Linked DNA regions of Homo sapiens: region 2 is linked to region 1. A link is a loop called in an ENCODE intact Hi-C map of the cell type or tissue named here. Cell type or tissue: B cell. All regions are shown on one strand. Links, peaks and the distances in the headings refer to the core of each region. The heading gives the core; the rest is flanking DNA.

The links. Peaks named below come from ENCODE experiments on the same cell type or tissue, not always from the same donor. Only the 100,000 strongest peaks of a DNase experiment are listed, where the experiment ranks them.
Region 2: it touches region 1 in a loop (33-fold over the local background); 7 of 110 quality-filtered maps call a loop at or near these places.

The regions. Positions count from the first base shown.
Region 1 is chr16:15,699,752-15,710,567 of GRCh38, reverse strand. All of the region lies in intron 8 of NDE1 (nudE neurodevelopment protein 1), which reads right to left. It overlaps MYH11 (myosin heavy chain 11), which reads left to right. Exons shown (of 41, transcript NM_002474.3): 41 at 6,445-7,433. The coding sequence ends at 6,577. Among named protein-coding and RNA genes, the nearest start is that of NDE1, 55 kb to the right of the region's middle. In B cell, for the core only: CTCF peaks have their summits at 5,678 and 5,881 (motif pointing right); a DNase peak (open chromatin) is centred at 5,877; H3K27ac peaks cover 326 bases.
Region 2 is chr16:16,123,960-16,134,775 of GRCh38, reverse strand. It overlaps ABCC1 (ATP binding cassette subfamily C member 1 (ABCC1 blood group)), which reads right to left. Exons shown (of 31, transcript NM_004996.4): 25 at 9,861-9,987; 26 at 8,865-8,966; 27 at 2,841-2,987; 28 at 268-426. Among named protein-coding and RNA genes, the nearest start is that of ABCC6, 94 kb to the left of the region's middle. RefSeq lists an enhancer at 2,399-2,898. In B cell, for the core only: CTCF peaks have their summits at 6,730 and 6,931; a DNase peak (open chromatin) is centred at 6,965.

The DNA of each region.
Region 1 (10,816 bases), core at 1,328-9,327:
TTCCCTTTCTCAGGCCCAGTGATTTCTTTTCTTTTTATTATTTATTTTTAGACGGAGTCTAGCTCTGTTGCCAGGCTGGAGTGCAGTGGCGCGATCTCGGCTCACTGCAACCTTTGCCTCCCAGGTTCAAGCGATTCTCCTGCCTCAGCCTCCCAAGTAGCTGAGATTACAGGTGCGTGCCACCACACCTGGCTAATTTTTGTATTTTTAGTAGTGGCAAGGTTTCACCATACTGGCTGGGATGGTCTCGATCTCCTGACCTCGTGATCCACCTGCCTCGGTCTCCCAAAGTGCTGGGGTTACAGGCGTGAGCCACCATGCCCGGCCGGCCCAGTGATTCTTTAGCACACACTGGACACCTCCTGTGGGTTCTGCCCCAGACACTTGAGCCTTCTTGGGCAGCCAAGGGCAAAGTGGAACAAAAAGACCATTTTTGCCAGTTCCGACACGAATACACACATAATGCAGGTGGAAGGTCTGTCCTGCCTTCTGCATCTTTTGGGTGCACAAAAACATAAAATCAGGCACTAGAGCCCTGAGGGAGGTTGGTAAGCATGCCTGGCTCCTCAGCCAAGAAGGAACTGTAGTGCGAGTTTCACCAAGTTCTATCAGCCAGACGCATCTCGACACAAGCCCTCTCTAAAGCCAGACCCACTTACCTACCACTGGCTACACTGCCAGTTACCTCCGGCAAGAGCTGTACAAGGCCTCCACCTCTCCTCTCTTGCTAGAGGCCCGAAAGCTAATGAAGAGCAAGTAATCATAAACCAAGGGACAGGCGGCTGCAGGTTCCTTGCCTGGGACTTCTTGGCTTCTGTTCCAACACTGATTTCTCAAACTAGCTTGCTCAAATGCTTTTACTTCCCTGAACCAGTATGCAATCATGGGATTTATAGGAGGTTCTTAAAAGTAGCTCTAAAGGACAGACATTTTCCTTTCCATTTAAAAAACTGAGCCGGGTGCAGTGGCTCACACCTGTAATCCCAGCTCTTTGGGAGGCCGAGGTGGGTGGATCACTTGAGGTCAGGAGTTCGAGACCAGCATGGCCAACATGGTGAAACTCCGTCTCTACTAAAAATATGAAAATTAGCCAGCCACGGTGGTGCATGCCTGTAATCCCAGCTACTCGGGAGGCTGAGGCAGGAGAATCGCTTGAACCCGGGAGGTGGAGGTTGCAGTGAGCAGAGATAGATCATGCCAGTGCACTCCATCCTGGGTGACAGAGTATCAAAAAACTGCTTATCCTTTCATCTACCAGCCTCACCAAATGCTCTTGGCGTCAGGTGATTCACTGCAACGTTGACTTAAGGGTGCTTTTAATGCCAGGTGCGGTGGTTCATGCCTGTAATCCCAAATCCCAGCACCTTGGGAGGCCAAGGCAGGAAGATCATTGACATCAGGAGTTGGAGACAAGCCTGACCAACATAGTGCAACCCCATCTGTACTAAAAATACAAAAATTAGCCAAGCACGTGGGGCCTGCCTGTAATCCCAGCTACTCGGGAGGCTGAGACAAGGGGATCACTTGAATCCAGGACGTAGAGGTTGCAGTGAGCCAAGATCGCACCCCTGCACTCCAGCCTGGGTGACAGAGACTATCTCAAAATAAAAAAGAGTGCCTTTAATTATTAAATCGAAGCAAATGTCTTTAACAATTAAGAATATACTTAACCGGGCTCCTTCTTGTTTGCTGATGGTAACCTCCGGGGATTCTCTCTCTGTTTCAGAGGGCCCCCCCCACAGGAAACTTCGCAGTGATGCACCAGGTATCATGCCTTCAGCTTCGCAGCTGTGTGTTGTCTCAGTATCCATTTCTTTTCTGCCCAATGCGCCCCTCTGCCCACCCCAATTTTTAAACCCTTGCACATTTCCACGAGATTCTTGCAAAATCTGGAGGCTTGGATATCTTTGTGCAAAGCTTTCATTGAAACCAAGATCAGGATGACAAATAGACCTCATCTCTTGACCCACTGTCCTTCCTGCCTCTGGGCAGCACATGTGACATGACACCCAACAGTGTGCGCCCTTATCACTGCATCTTGACGAGATGGCAGAGGCTGTGTGTGTAGCTTGGATTTTTCTTCCTTTCATGCCAAAAGCCACTCTTACGTGGTTAGGGCACTCAGCAGTGCTGTCCTCCCTTGTCCAGTGAAGACACTGCACTGAATGAATATGACAGTTCCACTATCTGGGCACATTCCTGGAGAACGTACTTGGCTTCTAGTTGGCTGGTCTGGGTCACAAGTCAGAGATCACAAAGTTCACGGTAACTGCGGCGCGGCAACCAGTCCTCCCATGATTCAGCTTTCACAGGCTTGTCTGCGAAGGAAATGAGCTCACTGCGATGTCTGACAAATGCCGGGGGCTGCACGTGGCTTGAGTGATGTCTAGCTACAAACTGCATTTTCAGCACACGGGGTGGAAGCTGACCACCGCAAAGCCAAGCACAGTCCTGGCAGAGCCTTTTCTGGAGGCTTCACGGGCATGTACATGTTCAGGGACTGGGGAGTGGATACCCAAGACTCAAGGATGCACACAGGGCCCTTCCCAAGAAAGCATGAAGAGGTCTCTGCTGCTCTGGGATTTTGCTTTTTTTTTTTTTTTTTTTTGAGACGGAGTCTCGCTCTGGAGTGCAATGGCGCAATCTTGGCTCACCGCAACCTTTGCCTCCTGGGTTCAAGCGATTCTCCTACCTCAGCCTTCTGAGTAGCTGGGATTACAGGCTCCCGCCACCTCGCCCAGCTAATTTTTGTATTTTTATTAGAGACAGGATATCACCATGTTGGCCAGGCTGGTCTCAAACTCCTGACTTCAGGTGATCCGCGCGCCTTGGCCTCCCCAAATGCTGGGATTACAAGCATGACCAACTTTTCACAGGTGAAGTTAGGCCATGTGGATCTGACTTCACCTCATGGAGAGGCCAAACCAACCCTCATTTGTGTCCATCTTCATTTTTGGAGAATCTCAGCTTTGCTGTCACTACCAAAATACTTAAAGCGCAGGGTGAGGTCTTGTTAAGAGCCAGTTTTGTGGGGGAGCAGATGAGTTTCTAGGACACTTCAAGCAGCTCTCCTACCAGCTGATTGGGATCATAGGATAAGCCAAATTCCAGGGTGGGCTGAAGTGCAGAACCCACTGGTCAGTGGGAAACTGAGTCCTTGCAAACTAGCAGGTGCTTACACTCAAGATGATTCCCGAGGCCTTGGATAAGCTGAGTCCACGAATAGAATCCAAATGCTAGGCCAGGCACAGTGGGTCATGCCTATAATCCCAGCACTTTGGGAGGCCGAGGCGGGCAGATAACTTGAGGTCAGGACCAGCCTGGCCAACATGGTAAAACCCCGTCTCTCCTAAAAATACAAAAATTAGCCAGGAGTGGTGGCATGTCTGTAGTCCCAGTTACTTGGAAGGCTGAGGCAGGAGAATCGCTTGAACCTGGGAGGCAGAGGCTGCAGTGAGCCAAGATCACGCCACTGCACTCCAGCCTGGGCAACACAGCGAGACTCTATTTCAAAAAAAAATTCCAGATTCTCCAGGATCAGACCCTTTAAGAAAACCTTTAGGGGGGTCCCTTAGTTCCTGTAACAGGTATAGTTGGTGTCAACCTTGGTCTAGGATTTGAAACCAGTTCCAAGAAAAGCACTTCAGCCAAAACAGAGTATCTTGCAGGCTGACAGCCAAGCAAGGAGCTTCAACGGCCCAGGGCACAATGTATTTCTTAGGTCAAGGGAGCAAATTTATCCATTAAGCTTTTCCAGTTAGCAAATAGACTCTTCCAAGAGCCAAAAAGAGAGTGCCTAGAGCACTGATGTGGAGGTTAGGGACTACTTCCCAGCTCATCAGATTTTTTTTTGTTTTTTTTTTTGGAGACAGTCTTGCTGTTTCCCAGGCTGGAGTGCAGTGGCACAACGTTGGCTCACTGCAGCCTTCACCTCCTGGGTTCAAGCAATTCTCCTGCCTCAGCCTCCTGAGTGACTGGGATTCCAGGCGCCTGCCACCACGCACGGCTAATTTAGTATATTTAGTAGAGACGGGGTTTCACCATATTGGCCAGGATGGCCTCGAACAACTGACCTCACGAGTGATCTGCCCACCTCGGCCTCCCCAAGTGCTGGGATTACAGGCATGAGTCGCAGCAACTGGCCAACCCATCAGGGTTTGAACCTGGAGTTAAAACTGTGACGAAGAGAGCTGTGTGGGGAGCGTACAGGGAACAGTCAAACTGCTGCTCCTCTGCGCTGAATTTGAGCATCCTTCTGAGTCAAGCGCTTGGAAAACAGTGCTAAAAAAGAAAAAGACTTAAGGGTCACATCTAGAGAGAGAAGGATGGAGAGTTCTCTAGTAGGGCTGCAAGTCCAGAAGCTTCTCTGTGAAGCTGGGCTAGGAGTGTTTACTTTGAAGTGGCTGCAGCTTTAAGTATTTATTCCTGATCGCTGCACTGCGGGAAGTCCCATCCTTTATAGCCAGGTGGGCTTTCCCAGCCGGGGTCTCTCCCATCCTCTGTCAACAAAAGGGTCATTTGCGAATTCCTCTTCTCAGTGATCATGAATCTCTGGGCCTTGATTTTTTTTTTTTTTTTTTTTTGAGACGGAGTCTCACCCTGTCGCCTAGGCTGGAGTGCAGTGGCCACATCTCGGCTCACTGCAAGCTCCGCCTCCTGGGTTCATGTCATTCTCCTGCCTCAGCCTCCCTCCCGAGTAGCTGGGACTACAGGCACCCGCCAGCACGCCCGGCTAATTTTTTGTATTTTTAGTAGAGACACGGTTTCACCATGTTAGCCAGGATGGTCTCGATCTCCTGACCTCATGATCCGCCCGCCTCAGCCTCCCAAAGTGCTGAGATTACAGGTGTGAGCCACCATGCCCAGCCGAGTTGTTCCTTTTGACTAAAGAATTGGTCACTGAGTTGTGTTCATCCTTATGGCTTCTTATCCAACCCTTGCGTGGGGAGCAAAAGTCTGCTCTCTTCTTTGATGTCCTAAAATAAGACCTGTCTTCCGATTCAGGTCAAACAGGGCCAGATGGCCAGAGCCCAACATAATTATTTGTTGCGGTTGCTGAAAAGAGTTAAGTGTTTCTTCTGAACGGTGAAGGCTGGCAGCAGGCAGATCTGATTTTTCCTTCTTCTGCCCACTCTCTTCCTCCTACCCAAAGTCTCCCCTCACGTGACCAGCCCTTCCTGTGAAGTCGAGGTGATAAACTCAAGAGAGAACCAGCGCAGAGAGGAGATGGCAGCATTAAGGAGAGACAGGGGTGTCCTACTGGCTGGAGCTAAAATCCACCTCAGAGGCCAGGTGCACTGGCACACACCTGTAATCCCAACACTTTGAGAGGCTAAGACAGGTGGATCGTTTGAGGCCAGGAGTTCAAGACCAGCCTGGGTCACATGGCAAAATCCCATCTCTGCTAAAAATACAAAAATTAGCCAGGCGTGGCAGTGTGCACGTGCATGTAGTCCCAGCTACTCAATACTGAGGCTCAAGGACTGCTGGAACTCAGGAGGCAGAGGTTGCAGTGAGCCAAGATCATGCCACTGCACTCCAGCCTGGGTGAGAGAGACTCTTAAATTTCTTTTTTAAATCCACCTTGAAGGCCAGGTGTGGTGGCCCACGCCTGTAATGCCAGCGCTTTGGGAGGCCAAGGTAGGAGAACTGCTTGAGCTCAGGAGTTCCAGACCAGCCTGGGCAACAATATCAAGACCTCATCTCAATTTAATAAAATAATCCACCTTGGATTAACACGTATAATTTCCTTTTCTAATATTCACTGGGCACCTGTTTTACGCCATGTGCGGTATGTTCCACGATCAGCAAAACAGATGCAGCAGTCCCTGCAGTGGGGAAAACTCAGTCCATGAACATTCACACCAGCAGGGGGTGCTGTCTCGCCTTTTAACCAGGGAGCCCCTCTGTGTCCTTCTCAAGGCTGCCCTTGTCCATTTCACCTTCTTCCAATTCAAATCTTGAAAACTCACCTCTAAGGCGAATGGGGGTGAGGAGATACAGAAGAAAAACAGTATGTTCTCTCTTCAACTCTGCCCCATGGGCTATGAATAAAGTCAGAAGACAAAATCCCCTGCTTGGTTTTTGGCGTTTTTTTCCTATTCTAAATCAAAGACCACAGCAGACCAGAATCCTGTGGCTTCTCAAATGACCAAGCCTGACATATTGAAAAGCAGATCGTCTTGCTTTGAAAAACCTTCTCCACCCACCCCCGCAACCAATTTCAGCTGATTAAATTCAATCACTCATGCCTTAAGACTGGCAATGATTTGTTGACTTCAACTTGAATATCTGCATCTTATTTGTGCCGTGTGTGTTTTCTGCCATAAAAAAAATTTATATTGCAATAGGACTATAGCTACAAGTTTAAAATAGATTTATAAAAAATCTATCCCAACCATGAAGATTTCTTTGCTAAATAATGTGTTTTCTTACAACCCACAGGCGAGGAAACGAGACCTCTTTCGTTCCTTCTAGAAGGTCTGGAGGACGTAGAGTTATTGAAAATGCAGATGGTTCTGAGGAGGAAACGGACACTCGAGACGCAGACTTCAATGGAACCAAGGCCAGTGAATAAGCAACTTTCTACAGTTTTGCACCACGGCAAGAAAACCAAAAACCAAAACAAACAAACAAAAAAAACCCAACAACAACCCAGAACAAAGCAAAACCCAGCAGACTGTACTTAGCATTGTCTAAATCCATTCTCAAATTCCAAATATCACAGACACCCCTCACACAAGGAATATAAAAACCACCACCCTCCAGCCTGGGCAACGTAGTAAAACCTCATCTATACAAGAATTTAAAAATAAGCTGGGCGTGGTGGTACACACCTGTGGTCCCAGCTACTAGGGAGGCTGAGCCAGGAAGAACGCTCCAGCCCAGGACTTCGAGGCTGCAATGAGCTATAATTGCATCATTGCACTCCAGCCTGGGCAACAGAGACCCTGTCTCAACCACCACCACCACCACCACCCCTACTACCCCTGTATTCAAGGTAAAAATTGAAGTTTGTATGATGTAAGAGATGAGAAAAACCCAACAGGAAACACAGACACATCCTCCAGTTCTATCAATGGATTGTGCAGACACTGAGTTTTTAGAAAAACATATCCACGGTAACCGGTCCCTGGCAATTCTGTTTACATGAAATGGGGAGAAAGTCACCGAAATGGGTGCCGCCGGCCCCCACTCCCAATTCATTCCCTAACCTGCAAACCTTTCCAACTTCTCACGTCAGGCCTTTGAGAATTCTTTCCCCCTCTCCTGGTTTCCACACCTCAGACACGCACAGTTCACCAAGTGCCTTCTGTAGTCACATGAATTGAAAAGGAGACGCTGCTCCCACGGAGGGGAGCAGGAATGCTGCACTGTTTACACCCTGACTGTGCTTAAAAACACTTTCACTAATAAATGGTTATAAATCACAATGTCGTTGGCTTTTCTGTTGAGCTGTTTTCTATAGAGGAAAAGGAGTTGGGGAAGGCTGGGTTTTGCTTCATCGTCCCAAAGATTCTCTGAAGTCAGGGTTAACGTCATGAATGCAGAAACTGAGGCCTAGAGAGGTGAAATCAATTGCCTACAACCCCACAGCCAGCCAGAGAGCAGAGCAGAGATGCAAAGTGAGACTGTCTAAGGGGGTTACTGGGCCGCTCAGCAGGGAGGGCAGGGGAGAGAAATAAGGTGATGTGTGGTCTAAGGGCCACTGCCCCCTGCCCTCGAACATGACTGGGAAGAACATCTTGACTCATCAAAACCAGTATCTTAAGAAAAATACAGGATTTCCTTGATTTTTTGAGTTAAAACACAAGGTCTTGTCCAATGAGTCAGCAAACACTTTCCACAAAACGTCAGATGGTGGCTGGGTACAGTGGCTCACACCTGGAATCCCAGCACTTTGGGAGGCTGAGATGGGAAAATCACTTGAGGCCAGGAGTTGGAGGCCAGCCTAGCCGAGAGAGACCCCCGTCTCTATAAAAAAAAGGTGTTTTTTTGTTGTTGTTGTTAGTAAGCCAGGCAGGATAGTGCACACCTGTACTCCCAACCTCTTGGAAGGCTAAGGCAGGAGGATCATGTGAGCCAGGAGTTCCAGGCTGCAGTGAGCTATGATCACGCCACTGCACTGCAGCCTAGGTAACAGTAACACCTTGTCTCTCACACCACCACCACCACCCACCCAGCCAGATAGTATTTTAGCCTTTACAGGCTACATATGGTCTTGCCGAATATTCATCTTCTTTAAAACAACCCTTAAAAACATAATAAATCATTCTTAGAGTAAGGGCCATAAAAACAAGCTGTAGGCCCTGTCCTTCTTTCAGCTTGAGTGTTTTAGACAGACATGCCTGCAAAGGCTCTGTTCAACACAAACGATGCCGTATACCACCAACTCCATGGGATCAGACAGATTTGGGAGACAGGAAACATGGAAACAAAGGACTCCATCTTGTGACCAGATGCTAATATGCCTTGAATGACGCACAAACACATCCCGGATACATTTCTAAAAACCTGGCTTGAATAGAAATTTTCAAAAAGATTTTTTCATATTTTTTAACTTGGTTAAAAAAAGTTTTTCACCACTCTGTGGGAAAACATTAAAGTATAAACATACAAAGCCTCTTTGACCAGAAGCCCAACAAGTTCAACATTCGTTTCTCTTGATTTTATTGATCTTTTAAAAAAATAAAAGGACATCTTCTGTGGATACAGGTTAGGATGTTTCTAGGGTAAGAAACCCACCATCGCAGCGTAATTCTCTGCGGAATTTCAGTAGCACTTGGAAAGTTCTGTTTTCAACCTGAAATTTTTGCTGTTCTTCCAGAAAATAACTTAGTAACAAAATGAAGGCCGTGAAGCTGCAGGCACACTCCAGAAATTAGTGTGTTCTTTTAACTCGTGTCCCAAAGAGACAGCAGTTCCTAACATGCAGTGATGAGTGGACACACCATGGTGCGTTGGAAATCCCACGTTCACGTCTTTGACAAGGAAGCCTCCTACAATGATCTTGTGCTTTAATTTTACTTGATGGTCACCCTGGTTACTTCATTATGCCTTTGAATGAAGTCCTGTTCTTAGTGGCTGCATTACCAAGGCCATCTTGCCCCAAAGACCCCTCAGGGTCCTGAGGCAGAATTCCCCCCACCCCACCAGGGGACTCAGGAAAATGAATGATCGCAGTTTGCCAAAAGAGGTCAGATTTCCCACTGACGCTGGTTGGTCTGGAAAATTACTCTGAAAACTCGAACGCACCTCTAGGAATCTCAATGAGAAGCTAAGAAGCAGGCTACAGTCTCAGAGGTTTATGACACCTTTTTTTTTTTTTTTGGAGACGGAGTCTCACTCTGTTGCCCAGGCTGGAGTACAGTAGCGCAATCTTGGCTCACTGCACCCTCCACCTCCCGGGTCCAAGCAACTCTCCTGCCTCAACATCTGGAGTAGCTGGAATTATAGGCACGCACCACTGCACCCAGCTAATTTTTTGTATTTTTAGTAGAGATGGGGTTTCACCATGTTGGCCAGGCTGGTCTTGAACTCCTGACCTCAGGTAATCCACCCGCCTCGGCCTTCCAAAGTCTTAGGATTACCGGCCTGAGCCACCGCGCCCAGCCTATTCCAGTTTTTAAAAAGGCATGTGACTGTTAAGTTCTCTGTTCTTAGACATGATTTCAGTACACCACAAAGCACTGGGAGATTTTGTTCTGGAAGACGATTCCACCTGGTTGGGAGTTGGGGGGAAGAGCCTCTGAGAGAAGCTCCATCCCACATTTACGGAGACTTGGGACATTAAAAACACCTGTCAAGACCAATCAGGGGCCAGGCACGGTGGCTCAGGCCTGTAATTCCAGCACTCTGGGAGGCTGAGGCGGGAGGATCACTTGAGGCCGGGAGTTCAAGACCAGCATGGCCAACATGGTGAAACCCCGTTTCTCACTAAAAATACAAAATTAGTGGGTGTAGTGGCACACTCCTGTAGTCCCAGCTACTTGGGAAGCTGAGATAAGAGAATCGCTTGAACCTAGGAGGCGGAGGCTGCGGTGAGCCGAAATTGCACCACTACACTCCAGCCTGGACAAGACAGGGCAAGAGCATGACTCTGTCTCAAAAAAGAAAAAAAAAAAAAAGACCAATCAGGACCTCCGCTTGGGTTAGTGCAACACAATGGGGCATGGGAACGATGGCTCATGCTTGAAATCCCAGCATTCTGGGAGGCCGAGATGGGAGGATCACTTGAGGCCAGGAGTTCAAGACCACACTGGGCAACATGGCAAAACCCCGTCTCTATTAAAAATACAAAAAATTCAGCCAGGTGTGGTGGTGGGTGCCTGTAATCCCAGCTACCTGGAAGACTCAGGAACAAGAACCGTTTGAACCCAGGAGGCGGAGGTTGCAGTGAGCTGAGATCACGCCACCACACTCCAGCCTGGGTGACAGAGCAAGACTCTATCTCAAAAACAACACGGTAGCCTCATCACCGACAACTTAGAGCCCTTCCCAGAGAGCCCCTTTTGTCCCTCTTTGCAATGCACACGGTGGCAGGTAAGGATGAAAAGACATTTCCCAGGGACAAACCCCAGAGCACAGGTGATGGCCTCGGTCATTGGCTTGGGCCGCAAAGCTAACTAACTATGGTGACTGCTCTTATTTCTCAAACTAACTTAAAACAAAAACCTAGTGTAAAAAGACGACAAAAGGTAACGACTTCCGCACCAACACCAAGACCTTCAGCTTCCGTGGTTTTCCTAAAGCAACATCTTGACTACCCCCTGGGCTGACGGCAGCGGCGATGAAGACATGTGTGAAGGCGGCTTCC
Region 2 (10,816 bases), core at 1,994-9,993, 420 kb before region 1:
AGTCCCAGCTACTCAGGAGGCTGGGGTGGGAGAATCGCTTGAGCCTGGGAGACGGAGGTTGCAGTGAGCTGAGATTGCGCCAGCGCACTCCACTCTGGGCAACAGAGCGAGACCCTGTTTCAGGAAAAAAAAAAAAAAAAAAAAAAAAAAGAACGATGAAGTAGGGCCAAATGTATGTTTGCCCCAAAAATATACATACACCACTGTCAGTGCAATCATAGGGCTTGCCAGCTCTGGCTCACCCCCTGGGCCACACCCAGACCCCACCTGGGGGATGATGGTGATCTTGAAGCGGAGGTCGTGCAGGCCGATCTTGGCGATGTTGATGCCATCGATGATGATCTCTCCTTCGGCAGACTCGTTGATCCGAAATAAGCCCAGGGTCAGGGACGACTTCCCAGCTCCCGTCCGCCCCACGATGCCGACCTGCAGGACAGAAGGGCCCAGGTGTGGTGGGAATGCTGGCATCCGGACTTGTCCCTGCCCCAAAGTGCCCTCATCTCGGCCCCACCTCAGGCATCAGTCATCTGGTCAACCCAACTCGACAGCCCTCTCCCTTGCGCGCTGCCCAGAGACACTCCTTTAAGGGTGTTTCGGCCGAAGGTCAAGAAGGACTCTCTTCCCTTTGCCAGGCTCCCAAAAGGAATGACTCGGCTTTTTATAAGTTACTAGAGACCTCAAAAGAGATACAGAAGAGGCAGAAGGAATTTCCAACAAAGCCCTATTTGTTTAGACTCAAGAAACTATTAAGTAATAATCAGGCATTTCCTCATTTCCCCACTGTTTTTCACACCTTTGATGGTGAGTTTCCCATCATGAGTTGTTGAAATATCTGAAAGATTCAGGCAGATCTTCCGGCCCTTTGCTATGACCTGGTCTCCATGCATCCTCTCTTGAAGGAACTAGGTTCTCTAGCTAATGGCCAAAGGATGATGTTCCTGACCTCCAGTTCTCCCCTTCCTGCCTGGCTCTTGAGAAGTGGGCTCCTTCTTCCCTCCTACAGGGGTGTCACAGAGCAGCATGCGTGCAAAAATTCTCATGACGTGAGATAAGCCATAAAGACTCAACAAGGGCTGGGGCACGGTGGCTCATGCCTGTAGTCCCAGCACTTTGGGAGGCCGAGGAAGGTGGATCAGAGAAGGTCAGGAGTTCGAGACCAGCCTGGCCAACATGGTAAAACCCCATCTCTACTAAAACTACAAAAATTAGCTGGGCGTGGTGGCATGCACCTGTAGTCCCAGATACTCGGGAGACGGAGGCAGGAGAATCACTTGAACCCAGGGGACGGAGGTTGCAGTGAGCCGAAATAGCACCACTGGACTCCAGCCTGGGTGACAGAGTGAGAGGCTGTCTCAAAACAAAACAAAACAAAACAAAAACAAAAACAAAAACAAAAACAAAAAAAGACAGCAAGAACATCACCCACTCTGCTCTTCTCTGTAACTCAGAGAGAAATTATCTGCTGGGAACAGAATGTTCTGAGCTTTGTGGGAGGTACGTAGGAACAGTTCAATAAGTCCATATGTTCAGAGGTGAAAGCAGCCTTGTCCCCCAGCAAATGGCCAGGAAGACTGTCAGACCAATTCCAGAGGAAAGTCTAAGGGTATCACTCAGGTCAAGGAACCTCTTCCAAGAACAGCTCGGAACCAAGAGAAGGTTCCAAAATTCTGACAATTTCTCACTTCCCTTGAGCCATCCCCCTAGAAGGGATGGTGACACCTTATTCTAGAGATCACAAATTCTAATGTTTTGGAGGGGCCAACTAGGCAATGAATGGGACAGGGAGGGACTGGGGTGAACCAGGAGGCTCACAGGTTGACTAGAAAGAGCCAGGCGGGGGAGGATTGACCTGATGTTGCCAGATGTTCTGATCTTCCAAAAAAAGCAGAAAATAAATTTTTATATTAAGTCTTCCAGATTTTTCAGTATTTGCAACTTATTCAAATTTCTTCCAGGCCAGGTGCAGTGGCTCACACCTGTAATCCCAGCACTTGGGGAGGCTGAGGCGGGTGGATCAGTTGAGGTCAGGAGTTCAAGACCACCCTGGCCAACATGGCAAAACCCCATCTCTACTAATAACACAAAAATTAGCTAGGCATGGTGGCGCATGCCTGTAGTCCCAGCTACTCGGGAGGCTAAGGCAGGAGAATCACTTGAACCCAGGAGGCAGAAGTTGCAGTGAGCTGAGATCGGGCCCCTGCACTCTGGCCTTGGCAACAGAGTAAGACTCCATCTCAAAAAAAAAAAAAAAAAAAAAAAAAAAAACAACCAACCAAAAAACAAAAAAAGAACTTCTTCCAGGGGCCAGGAATGGTGGCTGATTCCTGTAATCCCAGCACTTTGGGAAGCTGAGGCGGGCAGACCGGTTGAGCTCAAGAGTTCCAGATCAGCCTGGACAACATAGTAGGACCCCCATCTCTACAAAAAATACAAAAATTAGCCAGGTGCAGTGGCACACACCTGCACTCCCAACCATGTGTAGTCCCCCCACTTGGGAGGCTGCCGCTGCAGTGGGCTGAGATCACACCACTGCACTCTAGCCTGGGTAACAGAGCAAGACCCTCTCTCAACAACAACAACAAAAAATCTTCCAAAACAAATCTGTGGGGCTCATTTGGTCTTCAGGCTGTCAGTTCACCTAAAAGCCTTCACTTCTGCAAGCTGTATGCGCTCTGAACAGCTTTTACTGCCACAGTCCACTCCCAGCCCCCCAAAAAGCCATTCAAGCAAAGGTGTGGAGCCGTGAGTGACTGGGGAGACGCTGCAGCTAGGTTCACCTGCCCGATGGCACCCTGTGCCCGACTGGGAATGGGTGAGGGAATGGGGCGATGTGTACCCACCTTTTCTCCCCCATTGATCGTGACATTGATGTGCCTGAGAACGAAGTCCAGGTCCTCTCGGTAGCGCAGGCAGTAGTTCCGGAATTCCACTCGGCCCACCTGGGGCCAGCTGCTGGGCGGAGCTGTCTCCTGGATTTGCCAGGGCGCCTTCGATCGCAGTGAAGGGAGAGAGTAAGGAATTTCCAGTCCATCTGGTAAAGCTGTGACTCCCCTGACCTCCCCTCTCACTCACTCTGCTGCCCAAGGTGGCCTCCCAGGCCTCAGCACTGGGGGGTTGCCCTTCCTGGAATGTTATTCCCCAAATGACCCCCTTGCATCCTGTGGATCTCTGGTCGATACAGAGCACCCTCTCAGCCCTGTGTCCCTCTGTCCCCTCCCGCACTGCCTTCTCCTTCAGGGCACTGCCTGTCCCCAGCCCTCTTGGGGCTCGCATGCTTGAGTGTATTCTGTCTCCCACACCCACTGCACCATCCACTCAATGAGGACAGGCTCTAATTGTTCACTGCTGTATCCCAGGGCTCAGAGCACATAGTAGGTGTTCAACACACATTTATGAACATAAACAAGAAGAGTGACACAGCTGCTGATATAGAAAGTGAACTAGTGGTAGAAGGCACAGAAACTGAGAGGACATGATCATCCCTCAGTAGGTCAGAGATACCTTCTGTAAAGCTGTCATCTCTGTGTAACAGATAATGGCTCAATGGACCATAGTTGTTCATTTTTGTCTGCCAGAATTAACGTGACGTTCATGCTCACCATTCTTTTAAAATAATTGTACAACTGATTTGTATAGACATTGTTCTTTTTTTTTTGAGATGGAGTCTCACTCTGTCGCCCAGGCTGGAGTGCAATGGCATGATCTCAGCTCACTGCAACCCCTGCCTCCCAGGTTCAAGCGACTCTCCTGCCTCAGCCTCCTGAGTAGCTGGGATTACAGACACCCGCCACCACACCCAGCTAATTTTTGTATTTTTAGTAGAGATGTGGTTTCACCATGTTGGCCAGGCTGGTCTCTAACTCCTGACCTCATGATCCACCCACCTCTACCTCCCAAAGTGCTGGGATTACAGGCGTGAGCCACCATGCCCGCCACAGACATTGTTCTCAATATGAACATGATAGGTAAACTTTTAAAAAGTTTTTCTGATAAAATATAAATGTTGCCCCCAGATTCTTTTAACGTCAAGGAAATGAATAACAGCTTGTCAGAGACTTCCTACGGAACAAAGAATTTTTTAGGTAACTATCATTAGGCTGGATAAGGTAATAGATGTATTTCAAAAGAGCAAGTGGAGGTATATCTTATCCATATCTTTAGGCTGATGCAAAATTTTACGGTTTAGACAACAGTGTGCCATGTTATGCACAGACTGGCTCTAGGTATTTGAGGAGCGCAATACAGAGAGTTTAAAAAGTGATTTTGTAAAATCTACACTATGGTCTCTGTTTCTCCAAAGTAAATGTGATTTGTTCCTCACACTGCAGTGAGTAAAAAAGAAACAAGAAAACAATAACATAAATATTGAAGTATGTTTCAGTGTTGGGTGAATTTTGTTTTTAGATGCCAATAAAACTTACTTTTTGATAAAAAAAAATTTAAATAAATATTTATAAATGGAGTCAATGAAATGAGTGGTCTTCTCTGGACAGACACGACAATAAAAGTGAGTTACCCTGGCTGCCCACCCCGGCAGGAAGGCAAGGATAAAAGCAGCATCTGTATCGCAGTGTCTCATCCAATCCTCACAGCAACCCCATGTGGGAGGGTCCTTTCATTATCCCCAGTTTACACACAAGGAGACTGAGACACAGAGAGGGGCGGTAACTTGCCCAGGGACACACAACCCTCCTTTTGAAAAGTAGTTCAGTTCAGCATTTCCTGAGGCCCACAGCTGGATATGGCCTGGGCCAGGTTCACTGGTTTTAGCCTCGGGGAATGCACCTCCCCGTCCAGGGCACACACAGGTGCTGAACCAGGCTGCAGAGCACATGGCCAAGCTCAGGGGCACTGCAGACGGCACATAACAAGAAAACGCCGGGCAACTTTTAGGCAAGACATGCAGCCCTTTTGTGGACGTGCTATAAAATCACAGCGTTGCCGGCGCAGTGGCTCACACCTGTAATCCCAGCACTTAGGGAGGCCGAGGTGGGCAGAACACTTGAGGTCAGGAGTTTGAGACCAGCCTGACCAACATGGTGAAACCCTGGCTCTACTAAAAATACAAAAATTAGCTGGGCCTGATGGTGGGAGCCTGTAATCTCAGCTACTTGGGAGGTTGAGACACGACGATCACTAGAATCTGGGAGGCAGAGGTTGCAGTGAGCCAAGATAAAACCACTACACTCCAGTCTGGGTGACACAGCAAGACTCCTCTGTCTCAAAAAAAAAAAAACAAAAAAAAACCCCACCACCACCGCCAACAACAAAAAGTATTATTTTTTATTTTGTAGAGACGATGTCTCACCATGTTGCCCAGGATCGTCTCAAACTCCTGGGCTCAAGTGATCCATCTGCCTTGGCCTCCCAAAGTGCTGGGATTACAGGCGTGAGCCACCGCGCCTGGCCAAAAAATAAATGTTATTATTGAGCGCTTACAATGCAACTAAGGCAAGTTGCTCTGCTCAGCACTTGAGACCCATGATCTCATCTGAGCCTCACAGCAGCCCTTAGAGGCAGTGACTGTTACTATACACAGATGCAAAGGTGCCTCATGGTTAAAGAAAAGGTTTCACAGGATAACAGGTAGATTCCACTTACGTTAAAAGAAAAAGAAACAAGCAAACAAAAGTGTTGGGGTATGTGGGAATCCACACGGGAAAGTTTTGGGGGAAATTCACCCGAATGCTAATGGGGCCTCTCTCTGGAGAGGAGAGGAACGGGGCGAACAGGAACAAACTGTCTTTCTCCACCATAAACTTCTTTGTTTTTTTGTTTTTCGAGACAGAGTCTCACTCTGTCACCCAGGCTGGAGTGCAGTGATGTTTCTTCAGCTCACTGCAACCTCCACCTCCCGGGTTCCAGCGATCCTCCCACCTCAGCCTCCCAAGTAGCTGGAATTATAGGCACCTGCCACCATGCCAACTAATTTTTGTATTTTTAGTAGAGACGGGATTCACCGTTGGCCAGGCTGGTCTCGAACTCCTGGCTTCAAGTGATCCACCCACCTTGGCCTCTCAAAGTGCTGGGATTGCAGGCGTGGGCCACTGTGTCCAGCCCTGTATTGATTTTTTCTTTTTTAAAACAACAAGTGTATCTCTATTTTATAATTTATGTACATAATTGAAGGGGAGATGCTATAACAACACAGTGAGCGGAATGGAGAGAAGTATGTGGAACTTTCTATCTATATATAAAAATACATGCAAATACAGAATAGTGGTAGGACTAATGAGGACAATTACTTTCTCTTGGGTTTGTCAAACACGATCCTTCTAAAAATATAAAAGTCAGTCAAAAGTAAAATGCTTTTAAAAACTGAACTCAGGCCGGGTGTGGTGGCTCACACCTGTGATCCCAGCACTTTGGGAGGCTGAGGCGGGTGGATCACGAGGTCAGGAGTTCGAGACCAGCCGGGCCAACATGGTGAAATCCCTTCTCTACTAAAAATACAAAAATCGCCTGTAATCCCAGCTACTCAGGAGGCTGGGAATCGCTTGAACCCAGGAGAAGGAGGTTGCAGTGAGCTGAGATCATGCCACTGCACTCCAGGCTGGAGCGAGACTTAAGTCTCAAACAAACAAAAAAAAAACTGAATTCAATCTAACTGAACGCTTTAACTGGGTGAATTCCATGGCATGTGAAATTCACATGTCAATGAGGCTATTATAAAAACTAATGAAATAAGTTAGCTGGGCGGGGTGGTGGGTACTTGTAATCCCAGCTAATTGGGAGGCTGAGGCAGGAGAATCACTTGAACCCAGGAGGTGGAGGTTGCAGTGAGCTGAGATCGTGCCACTGCATTCCAGCCTGGGCAAAAAAAAAGCCAAATTCCATCTAAAAAAAAAAAAAAAAAAAACCTAATGAAATACCTTGTAAGTGAATTAAATTCAGTGTCAAGTTGGAAGCCGCCGGTGTAATACACCCTTGGTTCCTCACGGGGGCACTCACGCCATTCTTACAATGCTCACCCGTGACATGGGACCTGGTTCACCCAGTCAGAATGTTAAAGGAGTGGGCCGAGGTCACCTCTGTGAATTCCTCAGGAGGACAGACCTTACAGAGGCCTTGGTCTCACTCCCAAGGGGCATCTCTCCTCAGGAGGCCGGGTAGCATGACTCCCATGGCACTGGATAGGGTCTCTGAGGAGGCACAGGCTCAACGCCTAGGTCTGCCATTTACCAGCCATGTGATCTTGGGCAAGTAACTTCAGCTTTTTGTCTCAGTTTCCTCACCTGTAAAATGGGGGTAATAGTAGCATCTAAATTATAGGGCTGGGCTGGGCATGGTGGCTCCCGCTTGTAATCCCAGCACTTTGGGAGGCCAAGGCAGGCAGATCACTAGAGCTCAGGAGATCAAGATGAGTCTGGGCAAAATCCCGTCTCTACTAAAAATACAAAAATCAGTCCGGTGTGATGGCATATGCCCGTGGTCCCAGACACTCAGGAGGCAGAGGTAGGAGAATCACTTGAGCCTGGGAGGCAGCGAATGAGATCGCACTACACTCCAACCCGGGCAAGAGTGAGACCGTGTCTCAAAAATCAGTCATAGAGCGGGGTAAAGACTGAGTGCATTACTCTATATTAAACGTTTAAGTCTGGGCCTGACATTCTACAAGGCACTATGTGTGTCCCTGTTATCATTAATGTAGGGTGGGGGTGTCGCCAGGCATTATTGTGATTATCTATTATCACTGCTGTTCCTACTTGTGCTGCTGTTCAGGGCCTAAGAAGGCAGTTATTAAGGGCAACGCAACATCAAAGACTGGAGGCACGGGTCCTAGTCCCAGCTGTTCTACCAAGCCACGTGGGACCTTGGATCAGCTGTTGTCCCTCCCCAGGTTCCCTTTTTCTCCATCTATAAAAAGGGGACTGGGGTTCAATAACGGCAGGGTTTCCCAAACTTTGGTCAGTTCCCAGCTACATCATTCGTGTAGTATGCATGTACTCATTCTCTTGTTGTTTTAATATGCTTAATCAAGTCACTTAGACTTAATTTCTCAACTTACTTAAGAGGAAAATTTATTACAATCACAAAAGGAAAAGTAGTATTATTTTCCGTAACAGGAGTCCCCTATACAAATACATAACAGGCCAGGCGCAGTGGCTCACGCCTGTAATCCCAGCACTTTGGGAGGCTGAGGCAGGCGGATCACCTGAGGTCAAGAGTTTGAGACCAGACTGGCCAACTTAGTGAAACCCCCATCTCTACTAAAAATACAAAAATTAGCCAGGCATGATGACAGGCACCTGTAATCCCAACTATTTGGGAGGCTGAGGCAGGAGAATTACTTGAACCTGGGAGGAGGAGGTTGCAGTGAGCCGAGATTGTGCCACTGCACTCCAGCCTGGGTGACAGTGAGACTCCATCACACACACAAAAAAACCAAATTCATAACAAATAACAGAAGGTTATTTCTGATAGACAGAATCCGTCCTGTTGAAGACTCCAAGTGTGAGGGCTGCTGTTTATCTGTCTGTTGAAGGGAGATCATCTCAATTGCTAAGGTGTTAAAGACCTGCTAGCCCCAGACTAAGACTTTCTCTGTGATACCATCAGAAGTTATGAAAGAGAAATAGAGGGGGAAACTTCTTCACAATGTGAATACCTTCTGAATGCCCTGACAGCATCCCACAGTCTCGTATATGGATACCCCAGATCTTGGGTAAAGCCGGTAAACTATTTTCACCCTAAAACCGGGCTCTAAATAAGTGCTGCAAAAAGACTGGACAAGCGTTAAGATGCACTTCTACCTGGTGAGGTATCCAGCTCAGAGGCAGAGGTGCACAGGATAGGGTCCAGAGATCTCCTTGGGGTAAAGCTACACCAAAGACCAAGAGGTCCAGCCAGGGGCCCTTGCCTACCTCCTTCTCAGTCTCTGAATACTCCTTGAGCCTCTCCACGGCCACGATGTTGGTTTCCATTTCAGATGACATCCGAACCAGCCAGTTCAAGTACGTGGTGACCTGTGAGTGGAAGAGTCACGTGGCATTTCTAGAGTAAGCGGGCGTACTTGACTTTCCTTTTTCTTTTTTTCCACTGAGATAATAGGAAACAAATTATTTTCAACAAGTATGAATTATGGGAGGCTGAGGCGGTCAGATCACCTGAGGTCAGGGGTTTGAGACCAGCCTGGCCGATGTGGCGAAACCCCATCAGTCACTACTAAAAATATAAAAATTAGCCAGGCATGGTGACGCACACCTGTAAACCCAGCTATTTGGGAGGCTGAGGCAGAAGAATCACTTGAACCCAGGAGGCAGAGGTTGCAGTGAGCCGAGATCCCACCACTGCATTCCAGCCTGGGTGACAGAGTGAGATTCCGTCTCCAAAAAAAATAAATAAATAAAAATAAAAGGTTATGAGTTATGAAACATTCAGGTAAGAAAGGTACCGAAATTAGCAACCCCAGGTATAGCCATCACCCAGGCCTGCCACATTGCCATCTCCTAAGCACACACATTTCCAAAATAACTCATGGGCCACATAATAAGAAACTGGAAAATATTTTTAGCCAGGTGACAATATGAAAACACAATGTATCATCATTTGTGAGATGCAGCTAAAGCAGTTCTTAGAGGGAAATTCATAGCTTTAAAAGCATTCCCCTCGTACCTGGAAGTATCCTCTTGGGCCACTAAGGAATCTGTGTGACTGATGGGGAAAATCCTGGCCACATGTCAAATCCGTCTCCTGCTCTAGTTGGTCACCAGGCACTGTGGCACTGTACCTGCTCCTCAAACTCCGTACCTCTCAAGTTCCTCTCCCCCATTCCTGTTGGAGCTGGAATCCAAAGCCAAGGACAACTGGCTCCCCCATTAACAGACTTTAATAATCCAGCCAAGAGCATCCCCTCTTACCTGCAATGAGTAAGACACTGAGAGGCCCACCAAGCCAGCACTGAGGCTGTGCCTGGAGATCACCGCAAACAGGGCAGCAAACAGAACGATGCAGTTGCCCACACACTCCAGCCGCACGGCCAGCCACCTGCGCCAAGACACACAGGCAGACAAACAGGCATGGAGTCAGCTCTACAGAGACTTGGCTTACAGCTCTTGGGGGAGGAAGGGGATTCTTTGCTAACTCAAGTAACTCCGCAGTAATTCCAGAGAGAGTCCTTCCTGGCACTGCTTTTTCAAAACATGCACAATGGGCGCAGGGTAGGGAGGGCCGAAGGCACGAGGCCAGTAAATCCTCATTAATCTGGCAAACCCATGGATTAAAACAGAGCTCTCCAGAGGCAATCTTCCCTGGAATCTGAAGCTTGCCTTTTTAAGAACCAACTTTTTTCTCATTGAAGCCTTTAAAATACATACACATAGGCCGGGCGTAGTGGGTCACTCCTATAATCACACACACACACATACACACACACACACACACACACACACACACACAGCCGGGCGTAGTGGGTCACTCCTATAATCACACACACACACACACACACACACACACACACAGTGCATTAACAACAACAAAAAGATGTCCTGGAAATTCCTAAATACTAAGAAGACATCAACTGTAAGAGACACTAGGGATTTAAAATAACCATCGTTTCTCGGCCTTTTGGCTAAAAACAAGTAGAAAATAACAGTCTCTTGTTACGAGACAGATCTGGGAGGGGAGTGCGTAACTAGTACGAGTAAACATCATTGTAACGTTCCCAAGCCCAGACTCTTCATTTCAAAGTGTTAAAATATACTATTTTACCCTTTAAAATAGAAACAGAAATCATGTTTTCTGTCATTTTGTTTTTTTGAGATGGGGTCTTACTCTGCCATCCAGGCTGGAGTGTGGATGACATGATCACAGCTCA